2 separate regions of the Homo sapiens genome follow, and region 2 is linked to region 1. A link is a contact called in ENCODE Hi-C or POLR2A ChIA-PET data. All regions are on one chromosome and are shown on one strand. The core of a region is the stretch at or near the end of the contact, and the rest is flanking DNA. Distances in the headings are between cores, read along the strand shown. Region 1 holds the start of KMT2E (lysine methyltransferase 2E (inactive)). Region 2 holds the start of LINC02577 (long intergenic non-protein coding RNA 2577).

Region 1 (3,209 bases), core at 457-2,956:
GTATACTTTGCGGGGAGAAAGGCAGATAAGAAAATAGGGCGCCAAACCTTCTCCACCAACAGCCGTCACACCCCACGAGGACTGTCCTGCGGGGGCTTTCCCCTGGGAGCCGCAGCTGTTCTGCCGTATGGGGGAGGGGAACGCTTTCCAACAGTCATCTCTTCCTCTTCAGGCCGCCAACGCCGACCGCACCACAGTCTCCTCCGCCCAAGCCCTGTCCCCTCCCCCGCCCCGGCCTGGGTCGGAGCCAAACCCCACAGGAATGCAGCCCGGTCACATGCGCTGCGGCGGTGGACGTGCCTCTCCCCCCGCGCCCCAAAGAGACCCAGCGCCATCTTGCCCTGACGCAGTTACAAAAGTCACGGGAGAAATCCTGTCTCCTCCTCCGCGCCAGCGCCCCAAAGTTTTGCAGAGGCCGAGCCGGGGCCCTCACCTCGCGCAGGGACAGTAGAAAATGGTCAGGGAAGAGCCTTGCGATTCCCTTCGCCACTGCTTGGGTTCCATATCGGCCGCGGCAGCAACGATCACCATCGTCACTTCTCCCTCTCTACCTTTGCAACAGCCTCCCCCTACGGCTTTGGCCCCACCCGCTGCTGCAGGATGAGGTCATCGCCAGCCAACCACGACGCGCCCGACAGGACACATCAGGCGCTGATTGGCTGCCGAGACCGCCTCTGCCTCTCCCCACTCCGCTTCCCCCAGCGCTCTGGGTCGCTGCGGGGCAAGGGGAAGACGGAAACCATTTCGGGGAAAGACCCCCAAAACAAGAGCCGGAATCGCCGTGTCATTTTAGTGGGGAAACCCTTCTTTTATTCTTTGGTCTCCCCCTTTTTTCTTCGAGATCACTGTCTGTCCCTCCCTCGTTTAATCACCGCCATATAAAGGAATTCCCACTCCCCTCCCCGCACATTGTCCCACCGGTGGGGAAATCCTTCCCCGAGGCCAAGAGAAGTATAGGAGGCAGCGACGGCAACTGCACCGACGGCAACGGCAGCTTTTTACCCCGAAGCACGGTGGCAGGGAGGCGGCGTTGACGGTGGCTGCATTTTTCCGGCTGCTTCTCCCCCCGACCTCTTCCGTTTCTTGCTCCTCCATCGAGACAGCACTAGACTCGCCAGCTCCGCTTTTATCCGGTGCCCGGAGCCTGCGCACTGGAGCCTCCTCAGCCCCTAGTGGGCGTCGAGTGACACCCCAACCGGGTTCACCCAGCGCTGGAGGCCAGACTGGGCTGGGGGAGGAGGGGGAGAGGAACGGGGAGACGGGACTGGGGTTGTTTGGGAGGGGGAGAAGGTGTATCGCTTTCGGAGGGTGACGGGAGGGAGTTCGTTCCCAAGCCCTGCTGTCCTTGTTCGTGCACCCAATACTGGCATGCCCAAGCTCACCTATATCCAGACTTGAGGGCCACTGGGGGAAAGGGGGAAAGAACCAGTCCCACCGAATACCGACACTTCCTCAAACCTTCGGTGGATTGTTGAATGCATCTGTTGTCAGAAAGACAGAGATTCCGTCCCCCTCACCGCCTCCAGTTTGCTATCTTCGAGCCTCCGCGGAGAGGCAACGGCGGGCGGCAGCCCACAAGCAAAATGGCGCCGGGCAGCTTCATCCCCTCCCCCTCTGCCCCTGCGGAGCGGGACGGGCGTACCCCGTGCACTTGCCGCCGCCGCCGCCGCCGCCGCGGCCGCCGCCGCCGCCGCCGCCATTTTCCCAGAGCGAGAGGCAGTGACACTGAGCGGGCGCAGGGGGCCGAGTCGGAGACCGTGCCGGAGTTCGGGAGCGGCAACAGAGTGGGCATAGACACTCCGAGCAGCCTCGCCGTCGTCTCTGCGTTCCTGTTGACTGCCTGGCTGCCCCCTCCCCTACTCCTCGGTTCCTGGTGAAGAGGCTGCGCGCTGCTGTTTGGGGAGGGGGTGTGTGGAGCCGGGTCCTGTGTCCGCAGTGGCTGCTGTCGGGGGGTCGCCTGTTCGCGGAGGTGCGGAGAGACTCCTTGGGGGTCGAGCACATAACGGGGTTCGGGTGTCTCGTGTGTGAACATCACAGGTTAGTGCCTGTCGTCTCCATGGGAGTTCCTGGGGCTTGCGGGGTTGGGGTACTTGTGTTTCAAGGGGGAGGGAGGTCTCTCATCTTTATCCTTAAGCTGGGGGAGCCGACGTTGACTCTCAGGTGTCTTTGCCGGCGCAAGACGTTGCTTGCTTAAATCGAATTTATTCTTTCTTCTCCCTGACCCTAGAAATGGAGCATTATGGCGGGTTTTAGGGTTGGGAAAGGGGTAACTGGCAGTTAAACCCCCTTGAGAGTGGGGGAGTTAGGGAGGGGGCGCACTCCTCATTGGCAGCGGGTTAAGGCCGCTTGAGTGAAGACGGAGGCTTGTGACTGTTAGTAGGGTTTGTGTCGAAGTGGTCCCAGGAGCTGCCAGCGCTCCCTTTTCTCAACCGCGTCTTGTTCAGGTGCTGAAAAGCCATATAGGCCCCATTTTCTTCTTCCATTTCTTGACGGGCAGTCTCTGGTATAATGTGCACATGAATACGAAGGGGGTAAGAAGAACGCCCTGGGCATCTCTCTTTGTGGGAGAGCGAGACAGCTAGCTCCTCATCCTCTCCTGGAGAGGGTAAACCCGCCCCTGAAGTGGTCACCCCAGTACCCAGCCTTCTCAGTCTCCTCCCCCACTCCTTTTGCATTACCGCCGTCCTTTACTGTGCCGGAGCCTTAGGATCTACAATATGGCTCATTTCAGAAAAGCTTATTTTGACCAAGGGATTGGCACAAATTCTATGGCAGCAGACACAGATGAGAAACAAACGGTTCACTGTGCTAAACGGGGTGGGGGTGAGAAAAAAACAATCCAGAGTGCTCTCTTCTACTGGCCTTAGTTCCGTATAGATCCGTCCTTGCTGGGCTCTGTCTTAAGAACGATACAATTTAAAGTCAAAGAGGAATCGCTAGAGTTAGCTCTAGAGTAAACCTCGTTTTGCCTATTTTGTTCCCTTTTTAGAGATGTGAATAAGGTAAGGTGTTTGGAGTTCTGGAGACCTTGGAGAGAATTAAGTGAGGTGCATTCAACTCGAGGCTGGAGACATGAATACCTATTTGGAAAATAGTCTGTTTTTTTCCTTCAATTTCTGAGATGGGGAGTAAAAACTGAAATTTCCCTCTTTTGTCCTTTACAGATTCTAAAAATGGCGGCCCCAGGCTGATGTTGTGGTAATCTAATC
Region 2 (3,638 bases), core at 714-3,213, 1.8 Mb after region 1:
CAATGAATGGCAGGGCAAGATGGGAGGTCAGTTCCTGTAGACATCTGGTAATCTTTCCATGACATTACTGTTTTCATCTCAATAGATGATCCCAAGGCTTTTTTTAAAATTAAATATATTTTTAAAGTAATTTTAATTCTCTCATTCATATATATATACACATATATGTAATTTACCACTTGTGAAACACTTAATCACATGATTTTGATCTACATCCATATGGTTCTATGCAAATTCCTTACCAGCTAGTAATTAAGAACCCTGGTTAAATGTAACACTTGTAAAAGCAGTCCTGGAATTTTGGTGCTGGCCTGGCATGGTATAATAAAGGTGCTCATTCCTGGAATGCAGGGTCAAATTCCAGCCTGGCTCTGCCACTGACAAGTCATGGGACCTTGGGCAAGTCAAGCAACCACTGTGCACCTCAATTTCTTGGTTTCTAACATTTGTGAAGGGCTTGAACTACACTGATCTATGTTTCTTCCATCTTTTAACATAAGTAAGTCATTGCCTATTGAGAACTCATGCCTATCAGTTTACTTGTGATGGTCATTTCGTCTTTCACAGCTCAAGGCATGATTTAGTTTATAATTCTATTGATTTTTAATGTTTTTCAGCCAGGTCATATCAGAAGGAACTTTGCATGCATATTTAGCCTGATTTTAGCAATATTTTTAATCTAATAAACTTAACCAAGCAGTCTTGTTGTTGTTGTTGTCGTCAAAATTTGGGGTAAAATTTCAAAAACAGGAATATAACTTTTTAACTTTTCAACTGTACTCATGCATTTTGGTTTAGCAGTATGCTTTTTTCCCCCATGAATTCAGCAATCTTAAAATATGCTATCGCACAAGATACTCATGGGGGATTTAACACCAAATTTTGTTTTGGAACCTATAGTCACTCACTGTTCCAATCTGAAAAATACATAGATGTATCTCAAGTGTATATATTGGTTACCAGCTGGTAGTTTCTCAAATATCTCCATTTCTTTCAGCTGCTTCACACTCACTACCAAGCAAAAAGGTAGGCTTCCTATGAGCAATGATATGAAATAATGTCATAGGTAAATCAAAATAATCTAGATGAAAATAAAATCAGAGTCACAATCCAATTAGTATTTAATATCTCTGTAATTGAGTGTATGCTAATAATCTTTGAACATTTAGTTTCTTAAAACAGAAAAACCAAATACAGGTACATTCATCTCATTCATTACATTTAATTTTCTACTAACAAGAATGTTCAAGTTTTACAGGGCGAGTATCCCTTATCTGAAATGCTTGGGATGAGAAGTGTTTCCAATTTTGATTTTTTCCCAGTTTTGGAATATTTGCATTATACTTACTGGTTGAGCATCCCTAATTCAAAAATCCAAAATCTGAAATGCTCCAATGAGCATTTCCTTTGAGTACCATGTTGGCACTCAAAAATTTCAAATTTTGGAGCATTTCAGGTTTCAGATTTTTTGATTAAGGATACTCAACTTGTACTATCAAACTGGGAGCTCAAACTAGGACATCATTCCAAAGAAACCTTCCAGAATGTCATGACGTCGTAATTAAATGTTTTTGTTACAGAAAGGGGTCTCAGTTCAGAACCCAAGAGAGGGTTCTTGGACCTCACGCAAGAAAGAATTCAAGGCAAGTCCATACAGTAAAGTGAAAGCAAGTTTATCAGGAAAGTAAAGGAATAAAGAATGGCTACTCCATAGGCAGAATAGCGGCATGGGCTGCTCGACTGATGATACTTTTTGTTACTTCCTGATTATATGCTAAACAAGGGGTTGATGATTCATGAGTCTCCAGGAAAGGGGTGGGCAATTCTCGGAACTGAGGGTTCCCGCCTCTGCCCCTGCCGACTTCTTAGACCATATAGGGTAACTTCCTGATGTTGCCATGGCATTTGTAAACTGTATGGCACTGGCGGGAGTGTCTTTAGCATGTTAGCGCATTATATAATTAGTGTATAATGAGCAGTGAGACGACTGGAGGTCACTTTCATCGCCATCTTGGTTTTGGTGGGTTTTGGACAGCTTCTTTACGCATGCTGTTTTATCAGCAAGGTCTTTGTGACCTGTATCTTGTGCCGACCTCCTATCTCATCCTGTGACTAGGAATGCCTTAACCTCCTGGAATGCAGCTCAGTAAGTCTCAGCCTTATTTTACCCACCCCCTATTCAAGATGGAATTGCTCTGGTTCAAAAGCCTCTGACAGGTAGAAATTCAGATGTTAGAATATTTTACCTCCTTAAAATAATTTAAAGGACCAATTACTGTATAGCTTATTTATTTGGATATTTTATATGATGTTTTCTAAACATATAGTATTTGTCAGTGTTTCCAGTGACAAGGTTTTTTGTGAAGGGATTTAGACCAGTGGGGAGCCCAAGGATATTTATTTTGCTGTCGTTCTTGAGTCACTATAAATATTTCAGTTAAGAGTAGTCATAGGAGAGCAAGCAATTGGAGCTATCTGGATTTGAAAGTACTTCAGCTTTCTTCAGCATCCATGCTATCAGTAGCTGCCTAACCTTGCCTTCTGATATTATGCAAGAATTGGACGCTTCTAGCTAACAAACCTTCACTCATGCTGGCTTTTCCCATCCTTTGATCCCTTACCTTGATGCTGCTTTATGATGCCAAAACACCTCAAAGCTTGAACTTGGATAGCATCAAAACATAAAGACAGTACTGAATCAGCTCATGAATCCTCAAAATCAAAAGTCCTTCTCCCCTGTCCGCATGTCCAGCATTTGTGACTTAGTGAATCATAGGGTGGGGAAGTGACTCACAGTCAGCCCAACAGCACTCTTTTTTTCATTAGTTGTTTCTGAAGAATTGTAAAGTTCTGAATTCAAAGCGTGCTTATAAGTTATCGAGATGGACTTTTTCTCCCCTGCAGCATGCCAGAAACTATACAATCCACCCCCTCTGAAGGAGTTTGTTCATTTAAAAAAAAAAAAAGGGTAAGCATGTTTTTAAAATTTAGTTGCAGCAGACAGTACAGAAAACAGTTATTATGGCCACAGCACATGTTGCCTGGGTCTGCTGCTTTTTCTTCTTTCCTATTTTCTCTCATCCCTTTGTTCCACTAAATCCTCCTGCTCCTACCCCCTTTTACCACCACCCCCTCCTCTTCCTCCCTCCTCCACCCTGGATCCCTAGAGAGGGTTGACCTGGGGGCTAGGTAATAATCCCAGAAAGGGCTTGGGATTCCAAATTGCCAGAGATCAAGAAGGCCATCCAGGGAAAACCTGGAAGGACACAGAGTGGTCAGTGTAAATGCATCCACGTGCTCCAAGTGGGCAAAGTAATTGGTTAAAATGTGTAAATGTAAATGCTAAAAATCGAATCTCTATAGAGTGGCCAATGCTATAAAAGGATTACCTTATTCTAAACAATTTTTTCATTCTGTATTTTTCCTGCCAATCTATATATTGTTCATTATTTCACCTTCTCCTTGTTGTTTTCCTGAGCTTTGGGCAAACCTCATCACTTAATGCATGCAATAAATGGGAGTAAGTTCAATTTTTCATCGAGGATAACCATGATAAAAAAAAGAAAGAAGAAATTCACTAATACTACAAACTGTGTTAACCTTGACATGAGAACTTTCAGAGGAGTAGTGGAGGCAAA

Evidence for each region. Hi-C counts contacts between places; a loop is a spot of excess contacts on that map. ChIA-PET counts read pairs that join two places held with the same protein, here RNA polymerase II (POLR2A). Pooled maps may share reads with other maps.
Region 2: a loop to region 1 is called in a map of PC-9, with 9 times the contacts of the local background. The contact joins the promoter of LINC02577 here to the promoter of KMT2E in region 1. A Hi-C loop is called at or near these places in 1 of 168 maps with a recorded cell type or tissue (PC-9) and 1 of 50 pooled maps. POLR2A ChIA-PET finds 5 or more read pairs at or near these places in 1 of 52 experiments (PC-9).

What each region holds. Positions count from the first base shown.
Region 1 is chr7:105,012,499-105,015,707 of GRCh38, forward strand. It overlaps KMT2E (lysine methyltransferase 2E (inactive)), which reads left to right and starts at 1,707. Exons shown (of 27, transcript NM_182931.3): 1 at 1,707-2,037. KMT2E-AS1 (KMT2E antisense RNA 1) reads right to left here and starts at 1,643. Exons shown (of 1, transcript NR_024586.1): 1 at 1-1,643. RefSeq lists enhancers at 257-626, 716-1,255, 1,047-1,096, 1,417-1,536, 1,797-2,026 and silencers at 1,247-1,296, 1,647-1,736.
Region 2 is chr7:106,773,055-106,776,692 of GRCh38, forward strand. LINC02577 (long intergenic non-protein coding RNA 2577) reads left to right here and starts at 1,964. Exons shown (of 5, transcript NR_170304.1): 1 at 1,964-2,146. RefSeq lists enhancers at 1,629-1,923, 2,035-3,234.